Linked DNA regions of Homo sapiens: region 1 is linked to region 2. Evidence: chromatin loops called from intact Hi-C (ENCODE). Cell type or tissue: HCT116. All regions are shown on one strand. Links, peaks and the distances in the headings refer to the core of each region. The heading gives the core; the rest is flanking DNA. Region 1 has its middle 54 kb from the start of LINC02084. Region 2 overlaps NEK10 (NIMA related kinase 10).

Evidence for each region. A loop is a pair of places that touch in the nucleus more often than their neighbours do. Peaks named below come from ENCODE experiments on the same cell type or tissue, not always from the same donor. Only the 100,000 strongest peaks of a DNase experiment are listed, where the experiment ranks them.
Region 1: it touches region 2 in a loop (9-fold over the local background); 26 of 110 quality-filtered maps call a loop at or near these places.

Annotation. Positions count from the first base shown.
Region 1 is chr3:27,654,459-27,663,902 of GRCh38, forward strand. No RefSeq gene overlaps it. Among named protein-coding and RNA genes, the nearest start is that of LINC02084, 54 kb to the right of the region's middle. RefSeq lists an enhancer at 146-932. In HCT116, for the core only: CTCF peaks have their summits at 4,935 (motif pointing left) and 5,139; DNase peaks (open chromatin) are centred at 4,903 and 5,343.
Region 2 is chr3:27,306,375-27,315,818 of GRCh38, forward strand. It overlaps NEK10 (NIMA related kinase 10), which reads right to left. Exons shown (of 36, transcript NM_001394966.1): 7 at 7,923-7,964; 8 at 5,725-5,803; 9 at 4,575-4,642; 10 at 2,552-2,631; 11 at 1,485-1,571. Among named protein-coding and RNA genes, the nearest start is that of NEK10, 58 kb to the right of the region's middle. RefSeq lists an enhancer at 4,474-5,673. In HCT116, for the core only: a CTCF peak has its summit at 5,895; DNase peaks (open chromatin) are centred at 4,601, 5,197 and 5,857; H3K4me3 peaks cover 805 bases; H3K27ac peaks cover 2,025 bases.

The sequences.
Region 1 (9,444 bases), core at 477-8,476, 350 kb after region 2:
TTGCATTACTCTTTTAGAGGGCGCATTGTGGGAGTGGATTGTATTTGGGGGATACATTGGTTTCTCAGAGTTGCCTTTGACTCAACCAAATTAGAAATTTATCTTAAAAAATCCCTATTCAGAGAGACTATAGAAATTAAGAGGATAGCTTCTTATAACCGTGTTGTTCATAACACAGAGGCAGAGAGACCAACAGAGCATAGGGAAAGCCTGCAGCAAAAAAGTGGTAGCTAGGTTGCCCCTCACCTCCTACCAGGTAATCTTAGTGGTACACCTGACAGGGAACAAAGCCAGTGTCACATTCAGGATATCCAAGGCAAAAATGTTCCATGGTACTGTGGAGCTCATTGATAACTTGTACAAAATGGCAGTTGGCTCCAATTATGGTAGAAAACTAATCAGAAAGAATGCCCTCCAAAATAGTTCTCTATGCCTCATGCATTGTTGTAAATACAATCTTCTATTTCTCACAACTGATGCTTCTTATTCCAGTGGGGCTGCATTTAGCCTCAAGATGCTGGGTGGAATACAGGCCAAGAAGCACGCTGTGTAGAAAAGGAAGATCTTTCTTTCTTTCTTTCTTTTTTTTTTTTTGAGACGGAGTTTTGCTCTTGTTGCCCAGGCTGGAGTGCAGTGGCACGATCTCGGCTCACCACAACCTCCGCCTCCCAGGTTCAAGTGATTCTCCTACCTCATCCTCCCAAGTACCTGGGATTACAGGCATGCGCCACCGCACCCGTCTAATGTTTTATTTTTAGTAGAGATGGGGTTTCTCCATGTTGGCCAGGCTGGTCTTGACTCCTGACCTCAGGTGATCCGCCCACCTTGGCCTCTCAAAGTGCTGGGATTACAGGCGTGAGCCACCGCGCCCGGCCCTGGAAGACCTTGCTTTCATCCCATTGGTCAAGAGTCTCCCCACACTACCTCTGCAGCTCTGCCTTCCAGGCAACCAAGGGATTCTAAAGACAATACCTGTAGTTTCTAATTAGCAGACACCACCTTATATCTGAACTTATATTTGACCCATGTCAAAGACTCACATACAGATTTCTAATTGCTGTCATCATTCTAAGGCAGGGAGTCATTTTGTTCCCTTTTCCAAAGCAGTTTCCCAAGGGCCAGGAAGGCCAGGCTTTGACTTTCTCCCCAACAGCTGACCCATCCCTCATCAATTCCAACGGATGCAACAAAATTAGCTTTGCTATAACTTAATCTCATTTCAAGCACCCCGCCCACCACATCCTTAGTAACGTACAACAGTAACATCAGCAATCATGTACAAAGGTTTTCCCAAGCTGGTAGTCTTATGCTAGACACCGTCATAAACACGGAGGCTTCATGTGGGCTTAAATGCAGTTCAAGGGTTATGACCAAGAGAAAAACAAACTTCAAGTCCATCTTCTTTGGAATCAGATGTTACAGTGGAAACAAGGTGCTAGTTAATGGCATTTGGCTCCAAGCAGAAATCCTTGAATATACTCATCCTGGCTACTGGTGCTTTATCTCCTTTTACCTTTTCCTCCCACATTTTCCTTGATGGGACATTAGGAATCAGCAAGTACTTGAAGTTCCCAAGTTTTACCCTTAGAACATCCTCTTAGGCATGGTTCACTTTGCCTGTAAGTCTCTCTCTGGAGATCATTTGTTTTAGGCAGAACTTTTCCTCACAATTCATAGGCAAACTCCACTTGACCCGGTAAGATCGCAGGGGAATCAATTTAGAAGAACAATAAATAATGTTCAAATGTCATGCAATATTTCCCCTATTCCCATAACTGCCTCGTGTTTTTAAAACCTCTCTTGACACCTTCTGTTAAACAGCTTCAGAGAATAAGGCCCTTGGCCATATGTTATTATTTGACAAAGGAATAAGAGTCTTCATTTCTGGCCTAATTCCCTTTTCCTTGACTTGTCTGCTGATTTCTGGCAGAAATGGGGAAGAGGCTTCTTTCTGGGGAGGACATCAAGGCTGGCTGTTAGTAACCGGATTTAAAAGGTGAAAGGGGCCAGGTGCAGTGGCTCACGCCTGTAATCCCAACACTTTGGGAGGCTAAGGCGAGCAGATGACTTGAACTCAGGAGTTTGAGACCAGCCTGGCCAACGTGGTGAAACCCCATTTCTACTAAAAATACAAAAATTAGCCAGGCGTGGTGGTGTGCGCCTGTAGTCCCAGCTACTCGGGAGGCTGAGGCAGGAGAATCACTTGAACCCAGGAGGCGTAGGATGCAGTCAGCTGAGACCATGCCACTCTACTCCAGGCTAGGTGACAGAGTGAGAACCTGTCTCAAAAAAAAAAAAAAAAAAAAAAAAAAAAGAGTGGAAAGATCCAATCCATAAAGGACAGGAGCTATTTCCAGAAAGTGAGACAAGAAGGAGTCTAGGGAGGAGGGGACACAGGATCGTACAGGCCCTCTCTGCTTTAACCAGTTAGTGAAACACTGAGCAGCTGAGGATAAGAAAAGGACAGTACTAATCCTGCTTACCCACCCTCATTCCAGCCTAGGAATTTATTTTTCTTTTCATAGTAGGCCAATACATACAATACAAAGGTAGGTATCCTACCTGAGTGAGTCAGAAGAAACTGGATTTCAAGGCAGTCAGAAGAAACTGGATTTCAAGGCCTTTCAAGAGCCAAGTTCAAGGTTAAAGACTTAATTCTCCAGAATCCAAGTGTGTGTAGGAGACCCTAATCCATCAAAAATATTGGGGGCCACACAGGAGGCAGGGTTAGCTTTCTAACTTTTCCCACAAGACAACTTCAAGCACAAATACAACATTCCTTGCTTTATCACTTAGCACCGTGCTGCCTGGCCAACATGTCACATGTCAGATTTCCTTGGTTCTAAAAGATGATCATGATTTCCAGTTTCCATCCCCTCCTGAGAGGAGGAGGAGAATAGCTGAGTTCAGGTTATTCACATAAACATTGAACAGCTGTGCTGTGCTAGGTATAATTCATCCCACCATATTCATTAAGACTTAGCCAATGACCTCAGGGGTGCCAACCAACTTGAAACGTCACTGGAAGCTCAGAACTCTCATTTGGGTTCTTAGGGTCAACTCATAAAACACAAAACCATAAAAAGTTAGGGCTGGGGCCATCGTCAAGGACATCCAGCCTGCTTTCCTACTAGACTGATGAATAAACAGGCCTAAAGCAATGATGTGAATGGGTGAGCCAGTTTCACAAAGCTGTTGGCATTGCCAGGACATGAATCACGATTTCCTGACTTCTGGACCAGAGGGGTCTACTGCTCTTTGGTTTTCTTCACAGAACATCTAGATTGGCATTAATGACCAGGGTACCTCTTTGCGGTTATGCTGTTCTTGCCCCTCTGAAATGCTCCCTTGCTGTTTTTCTTCATCTCCCTACCTCCTATCATCCTTCAGGATTTAGTTCAAGTGTCATCTCCTTAAGTCTTCTCTGGCTCCTAGTATGAGATAGGGGACTCTGTGCTCGCTACATTCATGGTATTCACAGCATTGCTCCAGAACCCCCAACTAACCTGTAAAGTCTTGGAGAGCAGAGATTATGACCCTGTTGAATTTATACAAAAACCATGCCCAACACAATGCCTGCCATGTTGCACATTCCTTTTTGATGAATTACAGTATGAACAACGTTATTATCAGTGCATTACACTGATGATGTGTAATGTGAGTTAGGTATATGGTGATGCTAAGCTCTACTTTGTGGACCCTCCAGAATCTTGTGGTCTACATAGATGGCAATAACAATAAATTATTTTAAAAACAAAGAAAAAACATACAAATATGTTAAGTGAGGTCCTTGTATTGTGAAAGCTCATTTTCTCCTTTTCCAGATGAGGAAAGGGAAGGGGAAGCCTTGAGTGAGCCAGGGTCATATTATAGCTTAGTGGCAAAAACTGGATTTCAAGTTTCTTATCAGGGATCCATGCTCTTTCACTAAATTTGCTGCCTCATCATCACTTAGAAAAGAAAGTTTTTTGTTTTTTTGAGATGGAGTCTCGCTCTGTCACCCAGGCAGGAGTGCAGTGGCGTGATCTCGGCTCACTGCAAAATTCGACTCCCGGGTTCAAGCAGTTCTCTGCCTCAGCCTCCTGAGTAGCTGGGATTCCAGACACTCACCACCATGCCTGGCTAATTTTTGTGTTTTTAGTAGAGATGGGGTTTCACCATCTTGGCCACGCTGGTCCTGAACTCCTGACCTCATGATCCACCCACCTTGGTCTCCCAAAGTGCTAGGATTATAGGCGTGAGCCACAAGAAAGGTTTTTTTTTGTTTTTTGTTTTCTTTTTTTAAATCAGTAGAGTCTTATCTTCTGTCCTTTAGAAAGGGGCAGAGAAGAATATGGGTTTTACTGATCCTGTACCCAATGTCTTATGGTCTCAGCAGCCAGAGTTAAAGTACAACCAAGCAGCAAAGAGTTCTTAGGCACTTATCACTGAAATCATCAGCTTTGGAGGCAGAAATGGGCCCAAAGACTGCATGGACGTGAAACTCATGAGTCATGCTGTACCCATTAGAGCTATGTTAGGTGATGGGTAGAAAGAAGGGATGTCTTCCCTCCCTGGATGGGACTGGGAGAAACTGTTGGCCTCTCCAGTCCTCTTCCTCTGCATTGACAAACTCTGTCAGGTAACTGGAAAGAAATGTCTGGATTAGGACTAAAGTACTGTGTGAGTACAAATGATTGTTATTAGTAATAAGTATAAATTGCAATTTGTTAGTTACATAGTAGTTAATATTAATAGTTATTAGTATTTATTACTGGAATCTACATCAGACATAGGTGAAGGTGGAGAATAAGGTTTGGAAAGAGCAGTGCTCACTACTAATCTCTGAGGATGGATGGACATCTATTTTTTTTGTCAATTCTGCATCCTGCAGACCTGAACCTGGAAGGCCACTAAATGCCACAGCCCCCTGCTGGCCACACGCTGCAGTGACACCTCAGAACTTCCTGGAACAAAGGCCCACCCATTCCATAATTCCAGAGGTAGACTCAGAATCACAGAGGTGGGAAGAGCCTTAGAGACCATACAATGGAGAAAGAGTAACTTAGTAAATCTCCCATCGCTTATTACAGGCAGAGCCTGAAATAGACACAGCCAGGTGTTCCTGGGGCCCTCTGAAACCAAATGCACAAATACTGATTGAAAGTCCACTGCATGTACCTGCACGTACACTGTTGGGTGATTTCTTTGAGATCAAGATGGCTGTAATAAACAGCTTAAAGGCTTAGAATTTGTCTTTAAAAATTATCATATCCTAACACCCTACTTCCTTTTGTTATTTTTTTCAAAATGTCTTATTTTTTTGCCAAGCAAAATATAATAGAAACCTAACTCTAGTGGTAATAACTTGCATAGCAATATCAGCCACATGAGTACATGTGGGAGCTGGGAAGTGAGTAAAAAAAGTTTTAGGCATTATGTTCAAATACAAGAAACTGTATTTAATTTTCACTCAGGGTTTAAGTATGAAAAACTTCACTATATGATTTTCTGATTTCCAACAGGTCAGAAGAAGGGGAATTAATAGCAAATAAAATGTCTGAACAATTAGCATTAGGCATACTGTCACAGGAAAAGGAGGAATAATGACAAAAATCCTCTTTAAAAAATCAACTCAATAACTAGAATGCAGCAATGCTGGGTTATGAAATGCCCAAGATACCTCCGAGAGGTAACCCTTGAGCAGGGCTGGACTCAGGTTTTGTGGCTTATATAACTTAATAGATCTTTTTAAAGAAAAAGAATACAGGCCAGGTGCGGTGGCATATGCCTGTAATCCTAGCATTTTGGCAGGCCGAGGCTGGTGGATTACCTGAGGTCAGGAGTTCGAGACCAGCCTGGCCAACATGGTGAAACCCCATCTTTACTAAAAATACAATATTAACGGGGCATGGTGGCGCATGCCTGTAGTCCCAGCTACTCAGGAGGCTGAGGCAGAAGAATTGCTTAGGACCCGGGAGGCAGAGGTTGCAGTGAGCCGAGACCATGCCACTGCACCCCAGCCTGGGCAGCAGAGCAAGACTCTGTCTCAAAAACAAAAACAAACAAACAAACAAACAAACAAAACACCAAACCAAAACAAAAAACAAATATATAAATAAAAATTAGGTACAAAAGTGAATATTTATTTATAATGGGAAAATATACACACACCAAATTCCTGGAACTCTGGAGAGTTAGGTCTCTTTCTTCTGCAATCTCTCTGCAATTTACCAGAAACATGTACATGGAAAAAATTCCGTAATGCAGCCTTGTTTCCCCTTGCCACTTAGAACATGCTACACTTTCCTCCTAGAGCCTGCCCTTATGGCGCTGTGCAGACGAGGAGTCACGGTGCTTAAGCTTCATTAGCTTCTCTGTAAAACTGCCTCTACCCAGGGGGACATCAGTCGCCTGCTCCTCAAATGAATGTCTCAAACCCCACGAAAGAGGTAAAATCATATGCACAATATCTCGTTGAGGAAAGCTGGGACATTCCCCACTGCCACACCTGCCTTTTTTTTTTTTCTAATTTAAAAAATTCTTCCAACCTGCTGTAAACACTAAGGGAATTTCCCTTTAAAAATATTCCCATAATGTTTCCCTCAAAAGATGCAGAAATTTTTTCCCTTAAAATTTTTTTGTCTTAAAAATTATCATACAGGGCTGGACGTGGTGGCACATGCCTGTAATCTCAGCATGTTGGGAGGCTGAGATGGATGAATTACCTCAGGTCAGGTCAGGAGACCAGCCTGGCTAACATAGTGAAACACTGTCTCTACTAAAAATACAAAAATTAGCCAGGTGTGGAGGTGCAACACCTCTAGTCCCAGCTACTTGGGAGGCTGAGGCAGGAGAATCGCTTGAACCTGTGAGGTGGAGGTTGCAGTGTGTTGAGATCGAACAACTGCACTCTAGCTTGGGTGACAGAGCGACACTCTATCTCAAAAAAAAAATTATCATAAGTAAAATTGATTAGGGGTGGTATACAGTTCTGAGAATTTTCACACTGGTATATGTTTGTGTAAACACCACCATCATCAGCATATAAGTTAGATATATCACTTGCAAGACATTTTTCATGCAAAAATGTACAAATTTTAAAATAATATTAAAAGCGGTAATTTTTGTTAGCTGTGACATTCATTATTATGGAATACTTCGTTCCCCCAAACGATGTTCCACAGAGGAGCTACTCTAACAGGAATCCACTAGACGAAGTGCAGGTGCACTTCAGGAACCACTGTGTAGATGATATTCTAGACTTTTTTCCCCACTTGGTCAAAGTTCAGCCTCTCCTTTTTAACTTAGCCTTTCTCAGTTCTGTGTGTGTGTGTGTATGTGTGTGTGTGTGTGTGTGTAAGACAGAGAGAGAGAGAGAGAGATATGCTTTGGGTATGTCCCCACCCAAATCTCATCTTGAATTGTAGTTCCCATCATCCTGATGTGTCCTTGGAGCAACCCGGTGGGAGGTAATTGAATCACTGGGGTGGTGACCCTCATGCCGTTCTGTGATAGTGATTTCTTATGAGATCTGATGGTTTTTAAGGGACTTTCCCCTTCCTTCACTCATACTTCTCCTTGCTGCCACCGTGTGAAAAAGGATGTGTTTTCTTCCCCTCCACCATGACTGTAAGTTTCCTGAGGCCTCTCCAGCCATACTGAACTGTGAGTCAATTAAACCTCTTTCCTTTATAAAGTACCCAGTCTCTGGCAGTTCTTTATAGCAGTGTGGGAACAGACTAACATAGTGTGTGTGTTTTGTATGTTTGATTTATAACTTTCTTCTGAAGATGGTATCTTAAAAAATTCTGTGTTCTCCAAGAAAATCAAACCAGGAACTCCAAGTCTGGCCACAGAAAGAGAATGTCCAGATGAGAACATCTGTAGACAGCCAACCAACCTTGACTGTGCCTTCCTTTGCCAGGTCACCTTTGGTGTTGTCTCACTTGAACACTGCCTTACTGTCACCACAGTGGCCTCAAGGCACTCTGATCCCTCTGTGTCATTTGGACCCAACTGTAAAAATCCAATTCTCATGGACTTCCTAATTATGCTAAAAAGGGTATAGTTAATATCAAAGAAAACCAAATAGGAAAAATATGTAAGTAAAAAAAAAAAAAAAAAGCAGAAACTATACAGTTTCTGCTCCAACAGCTTGTGGGTTTCATCCCCTAGGTTAGGTTGCTGCACCCCAAATCCAAAGAATCCTGCCTATACCAATGCAGCAACAATATAGTAGGGAGTTAGGAATTTGGGTTCTGAAGGGAAATTACTCACATTCAAATCCCTACTCTACTGCTTACTCACTGTGTATCCCTGGAAATGTTACTTAACCTCTCTTTGCCTCAGCTTTTTCATCTGTAAAAAGGGATATTAATAGGATCTATTTCAGATGTTGTTGTAAGGAATATGTAAGCTAATACCTGACAACCATTTAAGATGAAGCCTCACACATGGTTAGTATGTGATAGATGGTAGCTATTATTTTTACCTGGGGACACTGATCTCAGTTGAAGTTCTAAAGGATGTTTGTGTTCCTCAAGTAACTACAATAGAGATAATCTTATTCTCTAAGTGAGACTCCTCCACCCCTGCCGACTCCATCACATCTATTACAGGAGGTGGGCTTCTCCCCAGCATAACTCCTATCAACACATTCTGATAATAATACTGTAGCCACAAAGCAGCTGTAACATCGAAATTAGATTTAGAGAAGCCGTACCAAGACAACTGTTCTCCCTTAGATTTCTATGTCTCTTGTCCTTTTTTGATAGGGATTTGCACAATTGCTCCTAATCGGCACCATTCATCTATTATAGCAAGTTCCTTTTGAACTTCACCACAGAGCATGTTTCCCATCTCTTAGACTGAAAAGAACATGGAAATTTTTTCTGGCCAATGTTATCTAGCCAGAGCTGTCTAGCAACCATGGACTTGGGCACAACTTAAGAACAAGGGGGGCTGTGCATTGTGGCTTATGCAAGCAATCCCAGCACTTTGGGAGGCCGAGGCGGGCAGATCACTTGAGGTCAGGAGTTCAAGACCAGCCTGGCCAACATGGTGAAACCCCATCTCTACTAAAAATAATACAAAAATTAGCCAGGCATGGTGGCACATGCCTGTAATCCCAGCTACTGAAGAGGCTGAGGGAGGAGAATCGCTTGAACCCGGGAGGCGGAAGTTGCAGTGAGCCGAGATCGCACCATTGCACCCAGCCTGGGCGACAGAGCAAGACTCTGCCTCAAAAAAAAAAAAGGAAAAAAGGGAACCCCCAACCCCCAAATGCATCTCTCTGTAGCCTATAAAATAGATGCCATAAAGTTCTGAGCTGCCGGTGAACCCACTGTCTGCTGGAGGTAACGACTGGAAATGACAAGGCTTTCATATGTCCTTTCCTTAAAACAAGAAGGTCTGACATCTGCAAAAGAGAGTCCTACCAATAAATATATAAATAAAAAGAAT
Region 2 (9,444 bases), core at 992-8,991:
CTATGGCTCCTCTCCCTCCCAAATTTTGTGCTCTGACATTAATAATAAATGTTCCTTGATAAATAGTATTCTTTACCTTCACGAACTTTCCCAGCCTCTCTTTGTTGTAAGTGGATCTCAATGTGTGGATATAAACAAACACCCCCACCTCACTCCCACATACACTGCTATCAAAGTGATCTTTCAAAAAACAAATTTGATCATGCTTAAAATGTTCCCATGAGTCCCCATAATGTTCATGATAAAATTCACATCGTTATTTATCAGAGACCATCATGACCTGGATAAAGGTGTCTTGTTGCCTTATCTATAAAATACGGGAAAAATAGGGTTAATGTGCAGATCACATGAGTTAATAAGCAAAGTGCTTAGAGCAGGTCTTGGCATATAGAAAACACTGATCAAAGTTAGCTACATTTTAAATTTATCATTAACTATCTGTTCTAGTTCTCTGGCACTTTTGTTCTTATGGTCCTGCTGTGCCCAACCATCACATTCCTCTAACACACCCAATTTCATGCCTCCATGTCCAAGCACATACTGTTTTTATGTTGTCTCTCTCTCTCTGCCTAGATATCTTCTCTTTCCTCCAGGAAACTTTGCATGACTCCACATTCTAATTGGGAAGTCTCTGCTCCATGTTCCCAGAGTACCCTGTGCATCTGTCTACCGTATCAGTTATAGCACTGTTTGACCCTCTTCTACACTACATATTTATAACTTATTCATCTTTGGTTTTCAACACCTGGTACCAAGCTTGGAACCTTGTTTGTTCAGATAACCAAGTCTATAAGTATTATCTATATTTAATGCTCTTTTATGAGAGTTTTGAAGAAGAATCCAAAAGGATTTACTATGAGTTAAGTGTCAGGGCTCCATTGCTGGAGATTTCTTTTTATCTATTTTGCCTCTTTAGAAAATTACTCAACTAAATATCAAATGATATAGATTGCAACTCTATTTAAGTACAATCTAATAACTATCTGGATAGTTATTAGAACAATATGCAGTTCAAGTAAAAATGAATCCATTTTACTCTAGATTTTGAGTTATCATAGCAGGTGATCACAAAACAAGTCAGTTGCTATCTTATTTTACTTGCCTTCATGCAAATGGATTTTAGCAACCTAATCACTTATTGTAATATACAATTTGAAATTACTAAAACTAGAGCCACCTCAGAGTTTCTTTCCCTAAAAAGGCAGGATATAAATAAATGCAATAAACAAAACATTAAAAATGATATCACAAAAATTTATTTCATCAGCTTCTATGCCCAGATCTAGAAGTAATGCAGGACTAAACATAAATGGATATACTTCTTTGCTCTATTTTCTTTATATAAACTTAAACAGAAAATAAATGCCAAGCTGACTCATCATATTCAGTTACAATGTAAATAACATGACGTAATAAAAATAATAACAAGTGTATCTGTCAAATAAAGGCACTGCATTGTCTTTTTCTACTGTTAGCAATCCTACCTTTTAGAAAGCAAGTCATATTCATGTAAAATCATCAACAGATTTTCTACAATGTTGAGTTCACTTATCTTCTCCCTACATTCTTGACTATAAATTGAAAAATATTAGCAATTACTAAAAGCATATTTTGCTAGATCCATGTATTAGTCCTTTTTCAAACTGGTATAAAGAACTGCCTGAGACTGGGTGATTTATAAAGGAAAGAGGTTTACTTGACTCACAGTTCAGCATGGCTAGGGAGGCCTCAGGAAACTTACAGTCATGGTGGAAGATAAAGGAGAAGCAAGGCACCTTCTTCACAAGGCAGCAGGAAGGATAAGTGCCGAGCCAAGGGGGAAGAGCCCCTTATAAAACCATCAGATCTCATGAGAACTCACTCACTATCATGAGAACAGCATGGAGGAAATGGCCCCATGATTCAATGACCTCCACCTGGTCTCTCCCTTGACATGAGGGAATTATGGGGATTACAGGGATTACAATTCAAGATGAGATTTGGTTGGGGACACAAAGCCTAACCATATAAATTTATTTATTTAATATCCTAGCTCCAATATTATCTTGGGAGAAGAGATCAAAAAACAAAAGGAATCATATGTTATTCACAGAAAAGCAATGGTCCACTTATTGTCATAAAAACATTTAAAATAATCATGACATTTATAAGAGGAAAGATCTTCTTGAAAATTTTTCAAAGCCCACAGATGTTTGAAAACGTTCTGTATGTTAAAATTCACAGGTAAGAATGAATTAAGATGGTCAGAAAGATTCAACTGCCAAAGAAATATTATGGTAATTTTGAAATTAGAAGTAACTGAGGGTTAGATGAAAAGACTAAATATTTCCAGTCAGGAAATAAAAAGAAAATTTTAAACTGCAATTTGCCTTTCCAGTTTAAATTTTTAAATAATGCCTTCTATCCAGGATTCTCTTCAACATGTTATTTCACACTTATTTATCAAGAAATTGTATTAAGTAGTTGACAAAGTAACTGATTATTTTGCATCCTTACCACCTAAATTGCTATAGTAGCAGAACTGGAAAGTATATTAGAATACACTACTTACCTTTCTGCTAAACTAGCCAGAGCCAGAAGGGAACCCAATAGAACATTAGTATCTCGGGCACCAAGTAAATTTACTAATGTCTGAAAAATGAAGTAAAATAAAGTTTAATTATATAAGTACTACAAGCTTCTTTTTTCAACATTAACATTAATTTATTTTCCATTACCAGCTGCTTGAATGACAAAATGCTTCCCTCTTAAGATCATATAGGCTTAACTGTTTTTTTTTTTTGCTTAGTAGTTTATAATGTATGTGCATATACAATTAAGCACAAACTATATATAATGTTAAAGCTGCTCTCTCTTATGTTTTTTTCTTAATGTTATCTACTGAAATTTTTTCATGGCATTAAATATATCTTTATAAACACTTTTTGTCAATATAATCAAGTTGTTTATTTTATTATGGCTTTACCCATAGAATAGTGAAAAAAATTATGCCCTATCAAGCCTTATGCAGCTTCCTTTTTATTTTTTGCAGTCAATATAAAAGTTTATCTTAAAAAGAGTTTTATTAAACATTCAAAATATCCAGTTCTTTACAGATGGCAGGAGTCCATCTCTCCTTACTTTGGAACTCTTGATAGTAACCTCTTGTAGCCATTCCTTGCCCAGGACAGGAAGAAAAGGCATCAAGCTACATGACCAGCCTGGTTCTCATACATCCTTCTATTTCCATGTGCCCAAGTATTCTCTCCCCCTTCTGATCCCACGCTGGGAAGAACCAGGAAGATTAATGACATAAATTACAATAGTGGTAGTGATCAGCCATTGAGAACTCACTTTGAGCCAGGCATTGTGCTAGGCACTTTCCAAATTATGAAACGATTTTTCAACAAAATATTGAAACTTTCATTCTTTTGCCAAACTAAACAAGATATGAATACTATCGAGCATTCCATTTGCCTCCCAGATTTCTAATTGATGTTGAAAGTGCATCACTGATGCTCCCAAGCATCATCCTAACTAACATGACTTAGCTGGAAGTCTGTAGCTTGTCAGTGGCTTTCCCTGAATTCTCGTTAAGGCAAATTTTCTTATTTGGAAAATTCTCTACATTTTCAGAATGCGGAGTGCCCCTGAAAAGTGCCTCCCAAAATGTCTCAGGTCAGAGCTGCAACCTGCGCAACAACGGCTAAGGTAATTTTTATGTTTCCAGTATATGGATTTTTTGCCTTTATGATTTCATTTTATCTTAATGAAGTTATCATTATCTTTATTTGTCTGATCCTTTCCTCTTTTTCTTCTCTCTTTCTTCTCTGTCTTCTAATGTTTCCCAAACTTCAATCCATTACATATCATTTTCACATTTTTTGCCATATTCAACTAACATCTTTAATGTTAACTCAAAAAAATTTTTTCCAATTGTAAGCAATAATACCTGTGAAATAGCTGGCTACTGAAACAAAAAATGTTGACCTGTGTATCACCTAGAATCATCCTCTAGACCATGAGCAGCATGTGTTAACACATTTTAGGCAATCTTGCTCCCATATACACTAGAAAGTGGCTTCCCGGGATATGAAACTCAACAGGTTTCTGAAACTTGGCTCCACATGGCTACAGTCTAAACAGTTTTGCTATAAATATAGTCTGTTTTGACCTACAATGGCAATCATATATGGTTCAAACTAATATAGCCCCACATGCCATATGGAATTTATATGTATACATATGTACATTTTGTTTATTTCTGTTGACTTATTTATAAATGCACACCTAGGGTGTATTTATACATAGCTGGGGCTTTTCAAATAATATTTAAGTAATAAACCTAGTTGGTATTAAATGGCATAGGAAAAAAAAGAAAAGAGTTCCAGAAAACTTGTATTTATTATATCTCTATTAACTTGTAATGCTGGTAAAGAATATAAAAGGGTTGACAAAGATCCACAATCTCAGGCCAGGCTGGTAGGTTTGTGGATTCTAATTACACATGACTTAACCGCAAAGGCTCTGAACTTCCCTAATGTGAACTATTGCCATAGGGAGCTGAAGCATTAACTCTTTCAGGGGCCACTCACCTTGTGGGCTCCACTTGTGGTGACCCATTCTCTTTGATCTTTGACTGCAGCAAGTTTTTGAAAAATATCTATAAAGGAAAGAAAGAGCGCAAAGAGGCATCCAGAGATTAAAGGGGGAGTACTTCCAGGAGCACAGATCTGCAGTGCATATGGGCAGGCAGAGAAAGGTCAAAGGGAACACAGCACAAAAGGAACAACAGATGCAGGAGCAGCATGGCTACTTTTTTACCCCAAGAATTACTCCTCAAGCTCCACTGGTATTTATTTTCTAATATTATTGTAATAATGAAATATAAAAATACCAAAAAAGGCAAACCTCTCTTTCCACTTGAAGTTCCTTAACATCATTACCAGTTCAAAGTGAGGCCTATTCTTCAAAGATCCTCTCTGTGAAGATTTCAACTTATAAAGAAGAGAGGGAAGGCCAGCAAATGAGAGGAACCTGCACGTTTCCTCAGCTGAGGAAAATAGTCATCCTCAAAGAGACTTCCTAGTGCCCAGGGCTTGCCATAAACTCTTCTCTCCCTGGATCTGAGAATCACTGTGCTGCTCCACAAGCAGATATGAAGAGCCAGTCCAGTCACACAAAGAAAACGGACAGGCATCCCACACGGCAGGACGTCTGTGACTCATCAAAGCTGGAGTGCAGGACAGCAGGGCTGGGAAGAGCCTCCAACGGGAGAAGATTGAGTGACTAAGGAATACCTCACACTCACAGTCCAATGTTTTCACATTCGCAGCATCAGATAAGGTTTGTTGTTATTTTTCTTTTTCATGCTCTGGATGTTTCAGATTCTATGAGGTAGGCAATCATGATTAACCCAACTTTATAGAAAAAAAACTGGATAGTCTCTGACATTTTAACAGAAATAAAAAGACGCAAAAATAGATTTTACCAAAATTTGCTTTTATGGAAGCCTCTCTTGCATTAAATAAATTGTGCTTTTCAAGGTAAAGGTTGTAATCTAAACATCTTTCTTCTGGCTGTATGTTGCCACTGAATATAACAATTGGCCTGGATGCTCAACACCTGAGCTGTGTGTGCGAACATTAATAAATATTTAAAGTATCCTTGTTTCCTGCTGCAAACACCATACTGCTTTTTCTAGCAAGTCCACAAAAATGGCTGTGTCCCTGCAATAACACTTACATGTCATGTTGACCAGCTTGTCCACAGTGTGCTGCTCTTCTCCATAGCCGAGGTACTCATTGGCTACAATCTCCATATACTGCATGAAGGACCAAACCAACAAGCCAGTCAGGACACCAAAAGCACCCAAGGAAGCAAGGAACAAGATGCTGCAGTTCTTAAAATAAACTGTAGGTGGCAAAACAGATTCATCAAATAATACTCTCATGCTCCTGGAACAGTTATCGCTCAAGTGCAAAAGGTGACTGGGTTTCTAGATTCTTTGGCTTCTCTTGCGTGCTATGAAGTTGAGGGAAAGACCATCTCAAGACTCTATAAACTCTCAAAAGTCTCAAAATGACTCTTAACTAAGTAAGTTTGTTGTGTAATTTAGTATCCAAATACAAGATACATATAAGATACATAATACATAGTATATAGAATGTTTATTCTTCAATGTATCTTTTTAGGAGAATTTTTTATAATACATTGTATATATTTTACTGACGTATATAAGCTCTGAATATATGTCTAACCAGCATACATGCAGTTAGCAATAATCAGAATAAAATGCGTACTGAGTAGTCTGATAATTCTCACTGTGGATAATGATTATAATAAGAAACAGGCTCAGGGAAACAGGTAATTTCTAATATTATAATGGAAGTTAAAATGGATAAGAAGATGCTTTGTAACATAATCTTATGAAATATTAAGTTATTAAATGAGGTACACCTCTAGTCAATTTAAAAGGTTCTTGAAAACAAAAAATAAACATGAATCAATTTTCTAAGAATATAATAAAATAAAGTAGATTTAATGTTAAATTGCCACCAACTTAATCTTCCATTAATTATTCAGAATGAGTTTGCAGGGCCACATGTTTATTATGAAAATCATTCTTTCTGTAAACATTATACAGGTTTTAGGAGACTAGCCTGTTCCAACTCAAAAACGTGATCAGAAATTTTGTTTTATTCCAGCCTGGCCAACATGGTGTAACCCTGTCTCTACTAAAAATACAAAAAAAAAAAAAAATGATCCGGGCATGGTGGCGCATGCCTGTAATCCCAGCTACTTGGGAGACTGAGGCACAAGAATCACTTGAACTTGGGAGGCAGAGGTTGCAGTGAGCTGACATCACACAACTGCACTTTAGCCTAGGTGACAAAGTGAGACCCTATCTCAAAAAAAAAAAAGAAAAAGAAAGAAAAAGAAATTTTGTTTTATTGTATTAATAAATGCAAGCCTCTGAGTTGCTCAGTATATATATTCACTTGCTTACCCTCGCTCAGTAGTTAGCAAAGCAGAAAAATAAATAAGGTCAAGATCATTCCTTTCTTTGTCATCTATTTATTAGTATTTTAGTGAGCACAGTAATCATTTTCTTGTTTGAAAATGTTTTGAACATCTTCATAATCAGTTTATTATCTTGCCAGGCCCAGTGGCACACACCTGTAATCCCAGCTACTCAGGAGGCTGAAGCAGGAGGATTGCTTGGGCCCAGCATTTTGAGACCAGCCTAGGCAACATAGTAAGACACCGTTTCAAATATATATGCATATATATATACATATTTCTTTTCCTCCCACCATATGGTATATACAATGCTAAGGGCTTCAGCCTTCCAGCCATCGCCCCTTTTGTTGTTGTGAGGCGGAGTTTCGCTCTGTTGCCCAGGCTGGAGTGCAGTGGTGCAACTTCAGCTCACTGCAACCTCCGCCCCCCAGGTTTAAGCAATTCTCTGCCTCAGCCTCCCGAGTAGCTGGGATTATAGGCACCTGGCACCATGCCTGGCTAATTTTTGTATTTTTAGTAGAGACGGGGTTTCACCATGTTGGCCAGGCTGGTCTCAAACTCCTGACCTCAGGTGATCCACCCACCTCAGCTTCCCAAAGTGCGAGGATTACAGGTGTGAGCCACCGCACCTGGCTGCCTATTTCTTATTATTACTAGCTAAAGACATGTGACCTTTTATAGCACTTTCTCATTTCATCAGGCTGAGTAAAGTGAGCCCAATTAGCCAGAACAAAATGTGGTGGGTTCCTCCCTGCTCTGTGAGTATCATGCCTCACACTCACACTTAACGCTGTCTGTCCCTCTCTGGGGCAGACAGCATAACATAGGAAAGCCACCTTCTGTCACATACCCTTTTAATTCTTGCTCATAGCAGGCACAAAATGAAAAGGCAAGACCAGCCACCACAAAAGGAATCTTACCTGAGCTAGGTTTTCAATCCCACCCAAGCTATGGAGTATTTCCTAATAAAATAAAAGCAACAAAACACATGTAAATGATGAGGGTGGAGGGGGAAGTATATTTTACATGCAATTTCTTTACTAAGTTGTCATATTTATAATTATATTGTGAAGGTCTACATTCTAATATAAATACGGAAAACTTACAGTATGTCATTCATACTACCTTTAAAATAAACTATTAATAAATATGAAAGTTGGGTTGAGATCAAGAGAATAAATCTGTGCTCAGAACCGCAGCCTGCCCCTTCATTCTTCTTAACTCCTCCTGTGTCATCATAAAATGTTCGAGTTGAGAAGAGCCATTAGACACCATTTCATTCAATATTCTCATGTTACAGATGAGGAAAACCAAGACACAGAAAGAAAACCATTTTGCATAACTGACGAACCTGGATGAGTTCATCACCAAACTCCAAGAACCCTCCGCTAGGTCTCTGCCTAGTGTCCATGAACCAGCAGCACCCTCATTACCTGGGAGCTGAACAGAAATGCAGAATCCTGCACCCACCCCAGACCTACTCAATCACACTCCGTTTCAACAAGATCTCCAGGTCATACGTACGTACAGTACAGTTTGGGAAGCATTGCTCTAGGACAGAAAGAGTTTCTCAAAATTATTAGATGAATGATCTTATTAGACCCATGCTCTAAATAAATGTAAAGATAATTTTTGACAATGTCTCCTGATACAGGACTTTAAATTGTGAAATGGACCAGCCTAGAGATCTACTAATAGTAAGTGCTCTTAGGTTAGCCACATTGTCATTTATCTATAGACAAATATTCTCAGGTGGCTTTAACCTGCTTAATTACATCTGTATTGACATCTCTCTCCTTACTTAACATGCCCACAAGGAAGTTATTTGAAACATAAACAAGAGCCATAATTTCAATTCTGGGAAGTGCACAGGGACGAGTACATGAGCGTGGGAGAGAACAGTCTAGTTCTCCCATGAAGCCAGTGAGTGGGCAGACTGGGAAAAGGCACAGGGGCCTTTTTCTCTCAAGGCCTCCTGGGTCAAGGTTTCCATACTCTGTATAAAGTGAACTTGGAAATACTGAACACACTTACATCTAAATTAAATTTTAAAAGAACATTTAGAACTCAATTAAAAATAGTTCTATGACTACCTACTAATTTGAAGCCTCATCAATGCTATTCACTCTAGAAGAGCTATAATTAAAGAGCACGAGAATATTGTACATATGATCTCTATTTATGGTAGGAGGTTTTGTACACATAAAAATTAAAATAACATTTAAAACCAGTTATATTTATTCAACAAACATTTTTTCCATTCCACCTATGTAAAATCCTTGAGTTAGGCTCTGGAGACACACATATGTAGATGGCAGGAGTGCTCTTTGCTGAGCTGTAAGCAAGCATAAGGTGGGTATACAAACAACTAGAACTTAAGACAGAACGAGATAAGTGTTAAAAGTAAATTATACATGCAGTGTTACGAGGCGCCAGAATAGA